Linked DNA regions of Homo sapiens: region 2 is linked to region 1. Evidence: chromatin loops called from intact Hi-C (ENCODE). Cell type or tissue: heart right ventricle. All regions are shown on one strand. Links, peaks and the distances in the headings refer to the core of each region. The heading gives the core; the rest is flanking DNA.

Region 1 (9,793 bases), core at 1,929-6,928:
TTAGTTCAAAAACAAGGCAAAGCTAAACAAAACCAAAAATGGACATTATCAAGTTCTGGCAGAGGCAGAGAAACTGGAACTCTTACGCTTGCTGGTGGAGATACAGAATGGGTCAACTGCTTAGAAAACAGTTTGAAGGGGCCGGGTGCGGTGGCTCACGCCTGTAATCCCAGCACTTTGGGAGGCTGAGGCAGTTGGATCACGAGGTCAGGAGTTTGAGACCAGCCTGGCCAACATGGTGAAACCCCATCTCTACTAAAAATACAAAATTAGCTGGGCCTGGTGGCACCTGCCTGTAGTCCCAGCTACTTGGGAGGCTGAGGCAGGAGAATCGCTTGAACTCGGGAGGCGGAGGTTGCAATGAGCTAAGATTGCACCACTGCACTCCAGCCTGGGCGACAGAGCAAGACTCCGTCTCAAAAAAACAAAACAAAAAAAAGAAAACAGTTTGAAAATTTCCCTGTAAAGTAAAACTTACATTTACCATGTATGTTGCAGCAATCTCCCTCTTAGGTGTTTACCCAGTGGAAATGAAAGCTTATGGGTCACACAAAAACTTATTACATGAATACTTAGAGCAACTTTTATTTATAATTGCCAAGAATGAAAACCTAATGTCCTTCAGCTGATGGATGTACCAACCAACTGGGGTACATCCATCCAATGGAATATTATTCAGCAAAGAAACCCCAAATTATTGATACTCTCAACAGAATGCAAGAATCTTAAAATAATTATGCTGAATGAAAGAAGTCCAACTCAAAAGACTACAAACTATACAATTCCATTTATATGACCTTCTGGAAAAGGGAAAGCCTTAGGGATGGAGATGTCCTGGGTTAGAGATGGGAGAGAGCTGGATTTCAAAGGATGGTGAGAAAGACTTTTGAGGTGGGTGGAACTTTTCTGTCTTGATTGTGGTGCTGGTTCCATGATCCTGTGCATTTGTCAAAACTCATAGAACTGTAGACGAGAGAGAGAGACAGAGAAAGGAATTGCATTGTACGTAAATTTTAAAAATAACTATAAAATGTGAGGGTTGGTTTCTGAACAGAGACCTAATAAGTTATCTGAGTAATATTAGTATTAACCTTTATTGAGCATTTACTTTGTGCCAGGTGTTATCTTGTGAAGTCCTCAAAACTAGCCACTGGGGTAGATATTATGAGGTAGAGCTCCAGAGAGAACTGGAGGCTCAGAGAGGCTACAGTCAGCAGAGTCCAACTCAACCCCAGGTGGGTGAGGCTGCGAGGCCTGTGCAAGGTTCCCCGGGGCTGCAGCCTGCCCTCCCCTCCCCTTTTCTTTCCCTCCTGAATCCTCCCCTTCCTGCCAGCACCTCCCTATCCCGGCCCCTCCCATCCTTCCCAGAAAAGCCTTCTCCACTCATGTCACTTCTTTGATGTAAATTCCAGTGAGTAAGGAGGACGATTTGGTCAAAGGTATGAAAATATTTCTGACTTTTGATCAAATTTCTGTTCCTATCCTTAAATCAATTTACAACCAGATGGTGTCATACCAAAGCACCTTGGGTACTTGGAGGAAAATGTTCCTTTGTCCAGAGTCTCCTGCAGTGATGTGGCTGCCCCTTCTTCCTCCACACCCTGTACTCTTTCCCATTTCCAGTCCCTCTGCTGCCCTCATACCTGGAGGCCACTCTTCTTTCCCATTTCCAGCCCCTCTGCTGCCCTCATACCTGGAGGCCATTCCTCTCTGTGTCTGGAGGCTGTTCTGACCTAAGCTCCTTTATCAGCAAAGTGGGTCCACTGTTCCTTTCCCTCCTCCCTCACCGTCTCCATCTCAATTCTTAGCCTTTTCCAATTTTTCCAATTCTTAGCCAATTCTAGCCATCTCCTGGCTGCCCAATTCTTAGCCTTTCCTTCACCCTCACCCTTCTTGTCAGGCCACTGTTTCCCAAGGATATTTCTTGCATGAGGCTGATGCTGAGTCCTTTGAGAGGAAGAGACCTACAGCTGGGAGAGGGGGCTCCTACAAGGAGGAGGCAGCAGGTTGCATAGCCCAGGCTCAGGTGCCCGCTGGGGATGACCCAGGAAAACACCCACCAAGCCAGCATGTTAGGGGGCACCCTCACCTAGGAAAGTGAGGTACAAGACAGGGAGTGTGTACTCTGCATAAATAAAAATGCCCTAGGATGAGGATGTGGAAGGAGAACTAGAGGATTATTCCTGTTTTGTTCTCTGTACTTGGAGAAACCCTCTGTGCTTCTCATATCACGGGGCCTGTGGGGCTGAAAACAGGGTGGCTTGAAGACATCCTCTCCTACTCTCCCCTCCCCTTTCTTCAGCTCCCCTCCCCTCTCCTCGGTGCTGTGGGTGCCTCTGCTCATGGAGGGAACCATGTGGCTGAGGCTGTTGTGATTCTTTCTGATTTGGTCTTGTGGTCTCTTTCTGCAGAGTTCCTATAAACTGTGCCCCACCTAATGGGCCTCGGGGATTTGGTGGTGGATGTGTACAGCACGCCTTTCACAAGATTCTTCTTTATCCTGGCAGGTGGCCTCATGCCTGAGGGTGAGACCCATGGTCTGGTGTTGCTCTCACAGGAATCTTGTTCATACTGGCAGACTCCTTGTGGCTCCCATCTGACCTGTTTCCAGCTATTCCCAATAAGATAGCCACTCTTTAGGCCAGCCCTGACTAGGAGAGGAGCTAGGTTCTGGTGCATCTGTCCGGGGAGACAGAGGAGGCAACTGGACAAAGCACATAGAGTCACAGAAGCAGCATATTCCTCACAGATCCCAGAGAGAAGAAGGCAGAATACCTCACATGGCTAGCGGAATGGAGGGAGCTGCCTGGGGCACACACACACACAACCACTGGGTGGGGATCGAGAGAGAGGAGGACCTGTAAGCTGAGGCCTTAAGTGGGGTCCAGGGGTCTACCCCAGGCAGGTTTCCCATAGGGAGTTCTAATTGATGGGTTTAGAGCAAGCAGGCACCGGTTCCATGTAATCACGCCATGACTGAGAGGTGGTCATTGCAGCATATCTGTGAGGTCCATGTGGGGTCAGTGGGGTGAGTCAAGTAGGTTGTATCCAGCTGTCTCGTAGGGCAGTGGTCACCAGGAGGTGTTTGTATAAGGCAGATGTCTGGATTGATCACATTGAGGAACTGGAAGGAGGTGGAGAGCTGGAAACTGTGTTAAGGGTGAGTAAGCCCTGCCTCTGGTAGGAAAAAGTTAAACCTCTGTTGGGAATGGTAACATGGAATTATAAGAGTTCACTACAAGCTGCATCCTAGGCCTTTCTCCTACTCTCACTGCCACAGAAACCCAGTGGTTCCGGGTTAGTGGGTCCGCATGTTGGTGCATGTTCGTGTGTGTGCGTGCATGCGTGTGTTTGTGCATGCATGTGCACATATGTGTGTCTGAGGTCTTTCTTTTCACCCTTAAACCCCAACAGGCTAGTGACAGGTTGTGGGCCCAGGGCAGCAGGGGCCACTGATCTTCAGGGGCCTCATGGCTCAAATGACATAGCAGGGCCCAGGCAGGGTTATGGTTGGAGAGACACCTGGGGACCCAGGGACGGCCCTGTGGCCCAGGCAGGGATGTGGCAGGAACCTCTAACAGAGCCTGCACCTGACAAGGACCAGAGAGTGGTAGCCTTGAAGTCACACCTGCCTCGATTTAATGAACAAGTGGGCAGTTTGCACAACTGGCCTGGCTGTTTCCAGTTAGCGTCGGCTCCCAGGGACTGGCACAGGCTCAGTCGGCTCAGCATATTGTCTATGGGCGATTTTCCATCTTGCTCACAAAACCAGGAACATTTACTATCTGGCCTTTTCCAGAAAAAAGTTTGCGGGTTCCCGGGCCATGCTCTCATTATTGTTGGCGTTATGAGGAAATGCAGATACAGCAGCAGAAGGAAGATCTGAGAGAAGAAGACAACAGGGTCACTGAAGTTGTGTTAAAGTGGTGCAGCACATTTGCCCTCTTTTTTTTTTGTACTTTCAAGACTGGCCACAATGCTGAATTTCAACGAAAGCACCCATAAGGAAGCCTGCCTTTTGATGTGCTCAGCCTGCGAGGGTCGGGAGGAAGAGAGGGGCCTGCCGCCTCGCGCCCTGCCCGCGCGCCCTCTGTGGGTGCCGCTGGTCCCGGTGTGGCCGGCAGGGGGCGCGCGCGCCATTCCCGGGCTCGCCGGGCGGGGCGGGGGCGCTTCCGAAGCTGAGCCGAGGACGCCGTGTTCCGCCGGTCCGGAGCGCCGCTACTCCGCGACCTGAGCCTGGCTCAGCAGCTCTGCCAGGCGTGCTTCCGCGCAGGGTGGCCGGACGTTCTGGGGAAGTTGCCCCGGGCCCAGCACAACGCCTGCGGGGGAGGGGGTGAGCGGCTCCAGCAAGGGACCCAGGGGCGGGGCTCAGGGAGACGGGGAGGGAGAATGGAATAGATAGGAACCGTCGAGATCTCGCAGGGGGGCCCACAGGCCACCCCCAGGGTCGCCTCCGCCCCCGCTGCCCTGCGGGCTACCGGCTCCAGTGGCGGGCCAGGACAGGGCAGCGCGAAGAGGAAACGCGCCCCGGCGCTAGGCCCCCCTCCCAAGGAAGGGGTCAAGCGGGCTCTGCCCTGCCCTACTAGTGTGACTGCTGGCTTCTGGGGGCTCAGCTCCCCGACTGTAGAGGAAGAGCTAGAAAAGCGATTCCCGAGAAGGGGAATCATTGTAAGCAGTTACTGCACTGTAAAGTGGCAGAGGGCTTGCTTGGTAGCGGAGAATCAATCGGGTTACTCTTCCTTCCTCACGGGAAGGGCATTTGTAAATTCCGCGTTGCAGAGACAGCCGGTGCTGGCCAGTTGCCTGGCAAGCGTGTGCTCACGCACACATCAGCTGCATCCATGAGGGAGATGATCCTATCTTAGCGTGGCAGGGCCAGAAAGGGGCTGAGAGTCTGGGCCCAGTACTGCTGGACTGTGCAGCCTTCGCTCTGTTCTCCTTCAGTGATGACTCACTCTCTCCTGAAAGAAGACCACACTGCCCCGGAGACACAGGAGGCCTTCTGACCTGGCCCGGTTGCCCTTCCTGGAGATGCCCCTCCTTCCCCAGAAGGCAGGCTCAGCTCATGGATGGTGCAGTCAGTAAGGGGAACTCAGTGCTGCCCAGGTCCCAGTCCACTGTGGACACCTGCATGATCTGACACTTCCCCATGAGGACTTTTGAGAAGCCAGATGACTTGTTTGAATTATCCAGTTCAGCTCCTGAGCCTCCTCTGCAAGATCCTACCAAGCAAACTTGGGGTGTTTCCCCTGCTCCCCTATTTCTGGTATTAACACCTTCCCCAGAACACCAGACTATTCCTGTTATGACGAGTAAAGACCTCTTAGTATTGTAACTTAAGGGGGTCACACCATGGCAACATTCTATTTTTTTCCTTTTTGTGTACTAGCTAGAATTACTCTATTTATTTACTTCAGGCATTTACTTGTTGTAATTATCTGATTTTGTGTCCCTGAAATAGTTTTTGCAGAAAAATCAGGATAAATTATTGATTCTGCCCCTTTTATTTTTTATAGTTTTTAGAAGGGGTTTATTTTTTATAATCCAAATGTGCCCAAGTAAGGTTTGTTTGTTGAGAAGTGCCTTTCCAAACCCCTCAATTTTTATTTTATTTATATTTATTTATTTATTTATTTATTCATTTTGAGACAGAGTCTTGCTCTGTCTCCCAGGTTGGAGTGCAGTGGCACCTTGTATTAGTCCGTTTTCATGCTGCTGATAAAGACATACCCCAGAATGGGAAGAAGAAGAGGTTTAGTGGACTTGCAGTTCCACATGACTGGGGAGGCCTTACAATCGTGGTGGAGGGCAAGGAAGAGCAAGTCAGGTCTTACACGGATGGCGGCAGGAAAAGAGAGAGAACTTGTGTAGGGGAACTCCTCTTTATAAAACCATCAGATCTCATGTGAGACTTATTCACTATCATGAGACCAGCACGAGAAAGACCTGCCCCTGTGATTCACAGGGACCCACTGGGTCCCTCCCATGACACATGGAATTGTGGGAGTTACAATTCAAGATGAGATTTGGGGGGAAACACAGCCAAACCCTATCAAGCCATCTCGGCTCTCTGCAACCTCCACTTCCCAGGCTCAAGTGATTCTCCTGCCTCAGCCTCCTGAGTAGCTGGGATTACAGGCATGCGCCACCACACCTGGATAATTTTTGTATTTTTTATAGACATGGGGTTTCATCATGTCGGCCAGACTGGTCTTGAACTCCTGACCTCGTGCAATCCACCTGCCTCAGCCTCCCGAAGTGTTGGGATTGCAGGAGTGAGCCACTGTGCCTGGCCCTCAATTTTTAACATGTATGTTTCCATTCATTGCTGAGCTGTTTAACCTTATATAATGTTAAAGAAAACAGATGGCAGCTAGGTAACAAGAGCCCTGTCAATGGGCATCCCCTTCTCCTATGTTCCGTTTCTGGGAATCAACTTAAAGAGACCATTAAAAACCAGATTTGCACAAAATCAAACAAACATATTGGTTGAAGCATTTAAAAGAATGAAAGTTTGGAAATAATCTCATTATTCAATAGTTATTCAGTAGTTGCTTAATAAAATGTGGCATATCCATTTGATGGAATATTATATAGCAATTAAAATGATATTTCTTAAAACTATGTATGTCTTCAAGCATCTTTATTGAGGTATACATACCATAAAATTCATCCAATTTGAAATGTACATTCAGTGACTTTTAGTAAACCATCACAATTCAGTTTTAGAACATTATCACCACCCCCAAAATTTCCTCCTACCCATTTGCAATCAATCCCAGCTACCATTTTTGACTCCAGGCAACTACTGACCTGCTTTCTATCTCTATAGACAGAAATTCCTAGAAATTTCATATAAGTAGAATCATACTATATGTGGTCTTTTGTGTCCGGCTTCTTTCACTTCGTATAATGTTTTTGAAGTTCATCCGTGTGGTTTCCTGTATCAGCATTGCCTTCATTCTTATTTCTAAGTGCGTTCCATTGGATGAATATACCATATATTGTTTATGCATTCATAAGTTGGTGAACATTTAGATTGTTTTCACTTTTTGGATATTATGAATAATGCTTTTGTGAAACATTCACATATAGGTCTTTGTGTGGATATGTGTTTTCATTTTTCTGGGATATATACCTAGAAGTGAAATTGTTCAGGATATGCTGAGTGGATATTTTTAAGAAGCTGCCCAACTTTTTGCCAAAGTGGCTGTGGCATTTTTTTTTCCTACAAGTGATGTATATGGGTTCCGGTTTCTCCACATCCTTGACAGTGGGTGTTGGTGTTTGAATGTTGGCTATTCCAATAGGTTTCTGGTAATATCTTGTTATGTTTTTAATTTGCATTTCCTTAACGGCTAATGGCATCTTTTATCTCATTATTTATTATAGCATGTTTGTCATTATTTATTTATATATCTTTGGTGTCTATTTAAAGCTTTTGCCAGTTTTTCCTTTTTTTTAAAAACTTTTATGCCAATTTTTCAGTGGGTTGCTTATCTTATTATTATTAAACTGTAAGAGTTCTTCATATATTCTGGACACAAGTGCTTTATCAGACCTAAGATTTGCAAATATTTTCTTCAATTCTGCAGCTTGTCCTTTCATCCAATAAGAAATAATGATATATTTTGCAGAACAAATTTTTGTTAACTTTGATAAAGTCCAGCTTATTCATTTTTTTCTCTAGGGATTGTGCTTTTGGTGCCATGTCTATGAAATCTTTGCCAAACCCAAGATCACAGACTTTTAAGAAGTGTTTTTTTTTTTTTTTTGAGACAGCGTCTCCCTCTGTTGCCCAGGCTGGAGTGCAGTGGTGCGATCTTGGCTCACTGCAACCTCCACCTCCTGGGTTCAAGCAATTCTCCTGCCTTAGCCTCCTGAGTAGCTGGGATTACACCATGCTCGGCTAATTTTTGTATTTTTTAGTAGAGGTGGGGTTTCACCATGTTGGTCATGCTGGTTTTGAACTCCTGACCTCATGATCCACCTGCCTCGGCCTCCCAAAGTGCTGGGATTACAGGCGTGAGCCACCATGCCTGGCCCAAGAAATTTTATAGTTCATTTTACATTTGGGTCTATGACCCATTTTTAGTTAATTTTTGTGTATGATAAGAAAAAAGGGTTAAATTATTTTTTAAATGTGGAAATTCAATATTTGTTGAAAATACTATTATTTCCCTATTGGATTGTCTTGGCATTTTTGTCAAAAATCAATTGACAAATATATGCTTAGAAATGACATGAAAGCACAAGCAACAAAATAAAAAACAGACAAGTTGGAATTCATTTAAATTAAAAGCTCTTGTGCATCAAGAGACATTATTAAGAAAGAAGGCAACCACAAAATGGAAGACAATATTTGCACATCATGTATCCAATAAGGGACTAGTATCCAAAATATATAAAGAATTACTACAGCTCAGCAACAAAATAGGCAATGAACTTGAACAGACTTTTCTCCAAAGAATGTATACAAATGGACAATAACCACATGAAAAGTGGTTCAGTGCCATTTAGTCATTAGAGAAATGTAAATCAAAATCACAATTAGAACTGCTTCAAACCCATTAGGATAGCTATTACTAAAAAAAAAAAAAAAATTAGAGAATAACAAGTGTTGGCAAGGATGTGAAGAAATTAGAACTCTTGTACACCACTGGTGGGAGTGTAAAATGGTACAGCCCCTATGGAAGACATTTTGTTGGCTCCTCAAGAAGTTAAACAGAATGACTAAATGATTCATAAATTTCACTTATAAATGCATACCCCCAAATAATTGAAAACAAATGTTCAAATAAAAATGTGTACATAAATGTCCATAGTAGCACTATTCATAATCGCCAAAAGGTGGAAACAACCCAAAGTTTCATCAGCTGATGAATGAACAGAAAATGTGTTATATCCATATAGTGGAACATTATTTAGCCATAAAAAGGAATAAAGTACTGATACATGGTACAATGTGGATGATCCTCAAAAATATTATGTTAGTAAATGAAGCCAGACACCAAAGATTACATATTGTATAATTTCACTTATGTAAAACATGCAAAATACATAAATCCACAGAGATAGAAAGGAGACTAGTGGCTTCCAAAGGCTGGAGGGAGGGGAAATAGGGAATGACTGTTTGATGCGTCTGAGTGAAATAGTTCTGAAACTAGAGAGAGAGATGATGATTGAGCAACATTCTGAATGTACTAAATGCCACTGAATTACAACACTTAAACATGGTGAAAACTTTGTTTTGTGTTGTGTGTATTTTACTACGATAAAACCATAAATGGGTGGGCTTTTAATAGTCTTTTGAGAGGTAGTGCAGTTCAGTGAAAACACCATGGATTTCAGATGTGATAAGATTTGATCTTGTATTTTCTCACTCTATGACCTTGGGAAAACCTCTTGGAACTGGATTCTGTATCTGGAACGCATGGTCAATTGGTGTTACTTCAAGGATTAAATGAGATGATATAACTGCAGTGTCAGCACAGACACTTGGCACATTTCAAGAGGCCAAGAGTAGTCATTTGGCTTGGAGAAGAAAGCAAAAAGGGACAAAAATGCAGGACAGTTCTTTGGGTCTGACCCAGTACTTCCCACCTACTTGCTTGTGGATTTCAAGAGTAACTGTAGCTTGTGCTGAGAGTGCAACATTCTGAGATGCCGGGGACTGGCTGGAATAGCCTGGGCTCTGTCCAGTCCCTTCCTAGAAACAAGATGTCCTTCAGTGCTTTAGCCCAGCACACCATGTAGCCTCTGGAGTGTAAAAACCTGTGTAGGCTGCTTTCCA
Region 2 (9,047 bases), core at 1-5,000, 1.3 Mb after region 1:
CAGCCTCACCTAGTTATATGAGAAATAAAGTTCCTGCCTTGCACAGCTGAAGGCTGGGAGAATTCTCCCCATCCTAATTCCCCCAACTCCCCAACGATCACGTTGGACAGATGTCACTGGGCAGGCCCCCATCTAGGGCTAGCAGGATGAACAGTCCCTTTATAATTTATGTAGCTGTAGAGTTCCACGCCCGGGTGAAGTTATTTTCTGGCTCGGCAAGGCTGGCTCTGTTCACCCCTGAGAAATGCTGGATTCATGGAAAGGCAAGATGCCTGAAACATACACTGGCTCTGGTCAGCTGTTAAAGCTGCTGGAGGCATTTGTCTCTCGGGGCAAAGTTATGTCATTTGCCAAGTGTCGTACATTATTGTGCATTTTGGGGTATTCAAAAAGTGATCTTAGAAATACTGATACACATCGTCATTCTTGGGCTTTAGCAATCATCATGATTACCACCTTAGTAGCACTGTAGTATAGGTTGATGTGAGTTATAAGATTATAAAAAGATCTAAGTGACTTCTAGAATCTATTTGACAAAAAAAGGTAAATTTTCGACAGTCAAAAGTCACAATTATCTGTTGCTTAAATAGAACTGTTTTGTCTTCATGCCCTAGTCTGCAGCCCAGGCATTAAGAAGAAACCAAGGAAATTTAAGAAATTACTCAAGGTTCTTAGAAAAGAAGTATAAATACGTTTATTTACATGTTCTTAGAGTATTTACATTCTTAGTATCTCTTTTATCTCAGTATTTCCTTGAAAAAGAAAGCAAGCTAAGATTAAAAGAAATTGAAACCAAATCCTCGCAGGTAGGGACCTCCTCTGTGAGGCTCTGTGCTGGACCCTGGGAATGTGTGCTTCCCAAGGTATGAAACCCCTTGGGGAACTTTACAGCAGGACCTCAGTGAGCTGTTTGGCAGGTGAGGAAACTAAGACCCAGAGAGGAGAGGGACTTTCCTAAGGCCCTGGTGAGTGACCTGCCAGTAGCCACTTCCAGGGGAGAGCAGAGCATCTGCAGCCAAATCATTGCAGCCCCAGGTAGCTTTCTAGAATAGACTGTGGACCAGATGGGCCACCTGAGCTCCCTGCTAGGGTTACACATTATAGCCCTGTTTGTTGTAGTAGAGAAATTTCATGACTCTCAATTGTGGACTTAAGCCGATGCCTCCAGACCTTGGCATGGTCCACAGGCCCTGGGAGCATGGGCTCTGAATGTAGCCTTTGATCCCCATAGCGGTCTTACAGCCCCTCCAAGTTCATTCTGAAGAAGGAATGGAGTGAGAATCCTGGCTGCAGATCCAGTCTTGAATTTAGTCATATACTTAAAATTCCAATTCAACTGTTAACATTCCAGCATCCATTTTAAGCATCAGACTTTCTTCATTTAGCACTTTTTATTATAAAAGGGAGATCTGCTGGAGGGGGATTTCTCCTACCCCACCCCCACCCAGGGAAGGAAAAGCTCTTTGGCACTTAGAAGTCTGAGCCGTGAGTGGGACTTTGGCATTGTCTGCATCCATGTGCTGCTGTGTTCACCCGGGGTGAAAAGGACTCACTTAGGCAGGCACCAGCAAGATGCACAGGGTCTGTGTAGACCTTGAGTTTTAGAGATGTAACGGGGACCTAGAAAACAAGCCACCAACATGCTTGCATGATTCTGAGCCCCTGAGGCAAAACGCTTTGCAGGTAATAATTCAGTTTTCCCATCTGAGCTGGACACCAAGCTCTTATAAGCGTGTTTACCTGGTAGCATTGAGGACGGTACTGGTCAACCTTGGAATTCCCATAAGGGCTTGTTACAACTCAGACTGCTGCCGCCACTCCAGCGTTTCCGGAGTGGAGAATGTGCATTTCTTCCAAGTCCCCGGGCTGCCGCTGCTCCCGCGGGTGGGAGGACCACACTTGGAGTTGACTGCAAAATTTCTGAGCCGGCGCTGCAGCAGCCTCCCGTGGCTCAGGTCTGCCCCCTGCCGGTGGAAGATGAAGCATACTGCCTTCACCTACTGAGGGGCACTGAAGCGTTTGTCTGCCTTCTTTAGTTGCAGCTACTTAGGAAGAGCACCTGTCAGATTGACTTTCAAACAGATAACTTCTTGAGGTAGAGCAACCACCATGTAGTGAGTAGTATGATGGAATAATACTTCATCGAGGTATTTTAAAAAAAAAAACTCACTTGGATTGCCAACTAATATTGTCATTTACATGTGACCTGGTTGCAACGTTAAGATTTTTAAAAGACTGTGATAGATATTGATGACTCTCATGTGTTTGTCTCTCTTGGGCGTTTTAAGGAAATGCTAGTGAGTCGGAGGAAGACCGCAGCGCCGGCAGTGTGGAGAGCCCGTCCGTCTCCAGCACGCACCGGGTGTCTGATCCCAAGTTCCACCCCCTCCATTCAAAGATAATCATCATCAAGAAAGGGCATGCTAAAGACAGCCAGCGCTACAAAGTTGACTACGAGTCTCAGAGCACAGATACCCAGAACTTCTCCTCCGAGTCCAAGCGGGAGACAGAATATGTGAGAGCTTTTCCTCTTGTTAAAGGAGGAGGGCAAGACCTGCCAAGCCTGGGTACTCAGAGCCTCTTGAGGGCAATTCTTACTCAACAAACCCCAGCGCCTGGCTGATGGGTGGGCAACCCCTAGCCCCTCTGTGCCCTACCTCTCTCCTCTCCTTACATAAAGAATATTGACCCTTTTGGAGAATCTTATGAGGATCAAGCTGAAATAACACTCTTAAAAGCATATGGGATGTCATAAAGACCTCTGCAGATAATGAAAAATATTCTCATAAAGATAGTTTTATTTACTTCATCCTCTATGCTTGTTGACCTGCTATTGGTTCCATACCAGCTTCTGTGCCTTACTCTGGGAAGAGCAAAAAGGAGACAGGGAGTGATGGTTAGCTTATTCGGGGGACTTTCGTGCTACATCAGACATAAGGTATCTGAGGAGCAAATTACAGGTCCCACTTTTGGTAGTTGTGCAGCATCGTAAGATTTTTAAAGCACACATTCTAGAGTAAAAACTGTGACTCTGTTGCTCTGGTCCTTCCTGATCCCCAGGGTCCCTGCCGTAGAGAAATGGAAGACACACTGAATCACCTGAAGTTCCTCAATGTGCTGAGTCCCAGGGGTGTACACATTCCCAACTGTGACAAGAAGGGATTTTATAAGAAAAAGCAGGTGAGTGAGGTCCTCAGTGTGTTTTCTTCCTCTTCTGTTGACACAGAGGAGAAACCCATCTCACCAGCCCCCAGGCTCTTCTGGCCATAGCTCTAACTCTGAGCCTGTGCAGCACCAGTGCCCAGGACTTGGTGCCAGTCTCAGGAGGTCAGACCAAGGGCTGCTTTGACTTGTTGCTCTGAGTGCTGCTATATTGGCCATAATCCTCAACCCTAGTGCCTTTCCACCACCCGCTTCCCACTCCTGTCCTTTCAATGGTTCACCCACAGGGCGGACAAGATGCTGCCCAGTGGCACCCTTTATAAACTGCAAGTGGACATGTTAACACATTTGTTAATGCTGCGTCAGGGAGTGACATTTCAAACAACTATTATAGTCAGTTTCCAAGAAGTGTGACATGAGGTCATACCACAAAAAGCTTACCCTGAAATCCCACAATCGTCCCCTTTCCTACTGATGCCTTCCCGATAGTGAGCAGGTTGCAATATTAAGATTTTGAAAAGGCTGTTGCTAGATGTTGGTGACTCGTGTGTCTCTGTCTCCCTTGGGCTTTTCAAGGAAATGCTAGTGAGTGGGGGGATGACTGCAGCATGGCCAGCTTGGAGAGCCCAGCCATCCCCAGCACATACCAGGTGTCTGTCTTGGCGTGGAGGGGATGGAACTTGAAATCAGACACTCGGTCCATGCTGGGGATGGCCAGTCTCTCCAAACTGGCCATGTGGTCTTCCTCCGACTCACTGGCATTTCCCTAGAAAGTCCAAGTGAGAAGAAGGCATGAGAGTCATCAACATCAAACAACAGTCTTTTCAAAATCTTTATATTGCAACATAGTCCCATTCCTGGAAAAGGAATGGAGTGAGAATCCTGGCTACACATCAGCCCCAAATGTAGTCATATGCCTAAAATCCCAATTAACCTGAAAATGATCAAACAAATTTAAGATATAGTAATATTAAGCTGTAATAAATATGCTTCTATAGGCTTTGTGTTATGTGATGGCACTATTTCAATTGGCTTTCTAATTGGACAATTGATACTATGCTATCTACAGAATTGGCCTTTGGAGACCTAAGTGAGCCACAGTGGCCTCAGGGTGACCATATACTAGGATTCATAGTAGTGGCCACAGTCAGAAAGCCTAAGCTTTCCTCCATTGCCATTGCTCGTTTATACCCACGTTTTCTGTCAAAGTCATATTCATTCAACAAAGTCATACTGAGAAGGTGTCATGTGAGGCTGGATGTGGGCTCCAAAGTCATAGCTGTGACATTCGCAGGCAGCGGGGATGTTCTCAGTCCCACATTTGGCAGAGAAGTCAGTCAAGAGGTTCTACAAGGGCTGGTGTCCACCTTATACTCCTAGAAACACAAAACTGCCCCCACCCCCGCTTTCTTGGAGCAGGAAGTTACACCCACACGCATGCACAGGCGCACACTCAGCGGGCCTAGGCACGCATGGCTCTTGTGTTGCCTTAGCTGAAATTTCTGTTGTGCTTTCTCAGCATAGCAGAGTCACGCTGGCAAACCATCATGCGCCCTGGCCACCGACCTGACACCAGACCCAGGAGCATTCACTTCTCTGTCTTCTGTTTCTCTCCCACAGTGTCGCCCTTCCAAAGGCAGGAAGCGGGGCTTCTGCTGGTGTGTGGATAAGTATGGGCAGCCTCTCCCAGGCTACACCACCAAGGGGAAGGAGGACGTGCACTGCTACAGCATGCAGAGCAAGTAGACGCCTGCCGCAAGGGTGAGTACTCAGGAGGGGCAGCCTGGGGCTCCAGGGCCTCACTGTCCTTGGACCAGCCTCAGGGGCTGGGCGTGGCCACTGGCCCTTCCCCAGGCTTACAGACCCAGGAGCTGCAGCTCAGGGCCAGAAAGAGCAAAGCAAATAGGACAGAGCCCTCAGAAGGGTGCAGGGAGAGGGAGACCCCATCAACCCAACCAAACAAGTGTGGGGAAGGAGGCCGGCCAGTGCACCTCAGGGACACTCTGCTTTATCTCAGATACCTCACAGCACCTAAGCTATCATTCATCCACACACAAAGTGAAGATTTTCAAAGTTAGGCTTTACCCGTGAGGTCTGGAGGTCCATTTATCTTCACAGAGAAACCGTTTTAATCCGCAAGAACCTGCTAAAGATACATGTTTCTAAATTAAAGATGTGAATGTGAGACAGCTGAAATAGCTCAGTTGGGAGAGCATCAGTTTGAAGATGCAGCTTTTTTTTTCTGTAAAATATATAATGAATATTCTGTTAGTCTGTGGCTAATATAATTTTAATAAAGTTAATTTAAATCTGATAGAAAAATGAAATTTTAAACGATAATTTTAGAGAATGCTATTATATCCAGTCTTCTTTTTTCTTTTAATAAATGAGGGAACTATTGGGGGAAAGGAATAAATACATTTTCTTTCATTTTATTAAGACAAATTTAGTAAGCAGAAGAAATTTGCATGTTTAGTTATAAGGGTTTCTTTTTTCCTTACAAGTTGGAAAAAATAATTCTAATTTAAGGGTAACTCTTTGACAATGAACACTGTGAGCAGCATCTGGTACTCGTTGCTTTGTTTGAAAACATGAGTTGAGACCCCAGCCCTGCACTTGCAGGCCTAGTGCCATTAGCCTGCAGGCTGTGCTGGATATCTCAGGGCAAGAGTCGAGCCCTTTTGATTTTGGGGGGATTATTTCAATATATTTCTTTTTCTTTTTGTTTTAGTTAATGTGGAGCTCAAATATGCCTTATTTTGCACAAAAGACTGCCAAGGACATGACCAGCAGCTGGCTACAGCCTCGATTTATATTTCTGTTTGTGGTGAACTGATTTTTTTTAAACCAAAGTTTAGAAAGAGGTTTTTGAAATGCCTATGGTTTCTTTGAATGGTAAACTTGAGCATCTTTTCACTTTCCAGTAGTCAGCAAAGAGCAGTTTGAATTTTCTTGTCGCTTCCTATCAAAATATTCAGAGACTCGAGCACAGCACCCAGACTTCATGCGCCCGTGGAATGCTCACCACATGTTGGTCGAAGCGGCCGACCACTGACTTTGTGACTTAGGCGGCTGTGTTGCCTATGTAGAGAACACGCTTCACCCCCACTCCCCGTACAGTGCGCACAGGCTTTATCGAGAATAGGAAAACCTTTAAACCCCGGTCATCCGGACATCCCAACGCATGCTCCTGGAGCTCACAGCCTTCTGTGGTGTCATTTCTGAAACAAGGGCGTGGATCCCTCAACCAAGAAGAATGTTTATGTCTTCAAGTGACCTGTACTGCTTGGGGACTATTGGAGAAAATAAGGTGGAGTCCTACTTGTTTAAAAAATATGTATCTAAGAATGTTCTAGGGCACTCTGGGAACCTATAAAGGCAGGTATTTCGGGCCCTCCTCTTCAGGAATCTTCCTGAAGACATGGCCCAGTCGAAGGCCCAGGATGGCTTTTGCTGCGGCCCCGTGGGGTAGGAGGGACAGAGAGACAGGGAGAGTCAGCCTCCACATTCAGAGGCATCACAAGTAATGGCACAATTCTTCGGATGACTGCAGAAAATAGTGTTTTGTAGTTCAACAACTCAAGACGAAGCTTATTTCTGAGGATAAGCTCTTTAAAGGCAAAGCTTTATTTTCATCTCTCATCTTTTGTCCTCCTTAGCACAATGTAAAAAAGAATAGTAATATCAGAACAGGAAGGAGGAATGGCTTGCTGGGGAGCCCATCCAGGACACTGGGAGCACATAGAGATTCACCCATGTTTGTTGAACTTAGAGTCATTCTCATGCTTTTCTTTATAATTCACACATATATGCAGAGAAGATATGTTCTTGTTAACATTGTATACAACATAGCCCCAAATATAGTAAGATCTATACTAGATAATCCTAGATGAAATGTTAGAGATGCTATATGATACAACTGTGGCCATGACTGAGGAAAGGAGCTCACGCCCAGAGACTGGGCTGCTCTCCCGGAGGCCAAACCCAAGAAGGTCTGGCAAAGTCAGGCTCAGGGAGACTCTGCCCTGCTGCAGACCTCGGTGTGGACACACGCTGCATAGAGCTCTCCTTGAAAACAGAGGGGTCTCAAGACATTCTGCCTACCTATTAGCTTTTCTTTATTTTTTTAACTTTTTGGGGGGAAAAGTATTTTTGAGAAGTTTGTCTTGCAATGTATTTATAAATAGTAAATAAAGTTTTTACCATTAAAAAAATATCTTTCCCTTTGTTATTGACCATCTCTGGGCTTTGTATCACTAATTATTTTATTTTATTATATAATAATTATTTTATTATAATAAAATCCTGAAAGGGGAAAATATTTTAGCTGTAGTGGAAAACTTCATAACCACAAATGTTTCCCTGCTTTCCCTTTTAGCAAAAGAACCCAAGTCAGTTTCCATGGCTTTGTGGGAAGCCTATGGAGGCATTGGGTCATATCTGCAAGATGGTCCAATTCTAGGAGGTTGTGTTGTTGGGACAGTCTGTGGCCCAGGTTTGATCAGGTCAGCAATGTGCACCTATGTGACTGGTCCTTGCCTTTTTTGGGTTGTGTCCTGTATTGTCCCATCTAACACTAGCAGCCATCCACAGACAAGCAGGGAAGGACCAGAACAGACACTCAGCAATTCAGTCTCGTGTCCTTTACCGCTTTGTCCCCTTCCCATCTCCAATCAGAGAGTGGCCCTTCTCTGCTCCAAGCAGAAGGGGTTCTGGGATCTAAGCCCCCTCATCTGCAGCCTTGGAAGAATTGTTACTTGTCAAAGCCACTTTAGACAAAACACTGAGCCTGTGGCTTCAGAGCATCCAAGGATAAACTGCAGTCGAAGAGTTACCTCCTGTCGAGTTACCTCCTGTCTAGCGCCATGTCTGATTTGTTGATGAAACATCTAAAATGATACCCTTATCACGTGTTGTATGTGATGAGCAGCAAGCCGGTTCTGTAAGTGTTCAGAGGACTGGTATTGTGGTGTGTGGTCTCAGGCTGATCACATGAGAAACCAGGACAAATGAGAAAGCAGGCCCCTTGGGGGTGCTGTGACTGCAAGGCTGTGAGGATGGAGGGAGACAGTGAGCAGAAGGAGCCCATTGCAGGGAGCAGGCACCAAGCGTCACGGAGAGTTGTGCGGCAGAATCCTGGAGCACCTGGGGAGCGAGGCCAAGTGTCTGGAAATCCAGGACCGGAACGTGGCAACCTCTTGGGAGCTGCTGAAGAGCTATGAGCTACAAAATAATGCTTGCCTTCTAAGCCCACTGGGTTTGTTTTCCTGGGAGCCACCAACTCATGTGCCCTTTCTTGTCCTCATTTCTTAACCTCTAACTTCTGCTGCTTCCCACACTTCATGATGATTAATTCTATGTGTCAACTTGACTGGGCCATGGGGTGCCCAGGTACAGCATCTGTGAGGGTGATACTGTGAGCGTAGTATCTGTGAAGGTGTTTCCAGATAAGATTAGCATTTAAATCAGTGGACTCAGTAAAATAGATTGCCCTCCCCAATGTGGGCAGGCATCCATCGATCCATTAAGGTTCTGAATAGAACAAAAGGCAGAGGAAAGAAGGGTTTGTGCCTTTTTTCTGTCTGCGTGGGCAGAATTGCACCACCAGCTTTCCTGGTTCTCCAGCTTGCAGATTACAGATGGTGAGACTTAGCCTCCATACTTAGCCAATTTTTTGTAATAAGTCTTTTTTGGTGGGTGATTAGAGATAAGTAGGTAGATAGACTAGATAGATGATAGATTGATAGATTAGATAGATAGGTAGATTAGACAGAGATAGATACATAGATGATAGATAGATAGATAGATAGATAGATAGATAGATAGATAGATAGATAGACAGACAGATAGATATAACCTGTTAGTTCTGTTTCTCTGGGAAACCC

What was found. A loop is a pair of places that touch in the nucleus more often than their neighbours do. Peaks named below come from ENCODE experiments on the same cell type or tissue, not always from the same donor. Only the 100,000 strongest peaks of a DNase experiment are listed, where the experiment ranks them.
Region 2: a loop joins it to region 1, with 5 times the contacts of the local background. A loop is called at or near these places in 61 of 110 quality-filtered maps.

The regions. Positions count from the first base shown.
Region 1 is chr7:47,248,931-47,258,723 of GRCh38, reverse strand. It overlaps LOC124901628 (a long non-coding RNA gene), which reads left to right and starts at 4,110. Exons shown (of 2, transcript XR_007060318.1): 1 at 4,110-4,333; 2 at 4,945-6,624. RefSeq lists a silencer at 4,049-4,228. In heart right ventricle, for the core only: a CTCF peak has its summit at 4,119 (motif pointing right); DNase peaks (open chromatin) are centred at 4,213 and 4,863; H3K4me3 peaks cover 1,248 bases; H3K27ac peaks cover 1,579 bases.
Region 2 is chr7:45,910,681-45,919,727 of GRCh38, reverse strand. IGFBP3 (insulin like growth factor binding protein 3) reads left to right here. Exons shown (of 5, transcript NM_000598.5): 2 at 2,289-2,515; 3 at 3,061-3,180; 4 at 4,783-4,923; 5 at 5,894-7,483. The coding sequence ends at 4,908. Among named protein-coding and RNA genes, the nearest start is that of IGFBP3, 6.1 kb to the left of the region's middle. In heart right ventricle, for the core only: CTCF peaks have their summits at 1,748 and 1,954 (motif pointing left); a DNase peak (open chromatin) is centred at 1,937; H3K4me3 peaks cover 2,117 bases; H3K27me3 peaks cover 549 bases.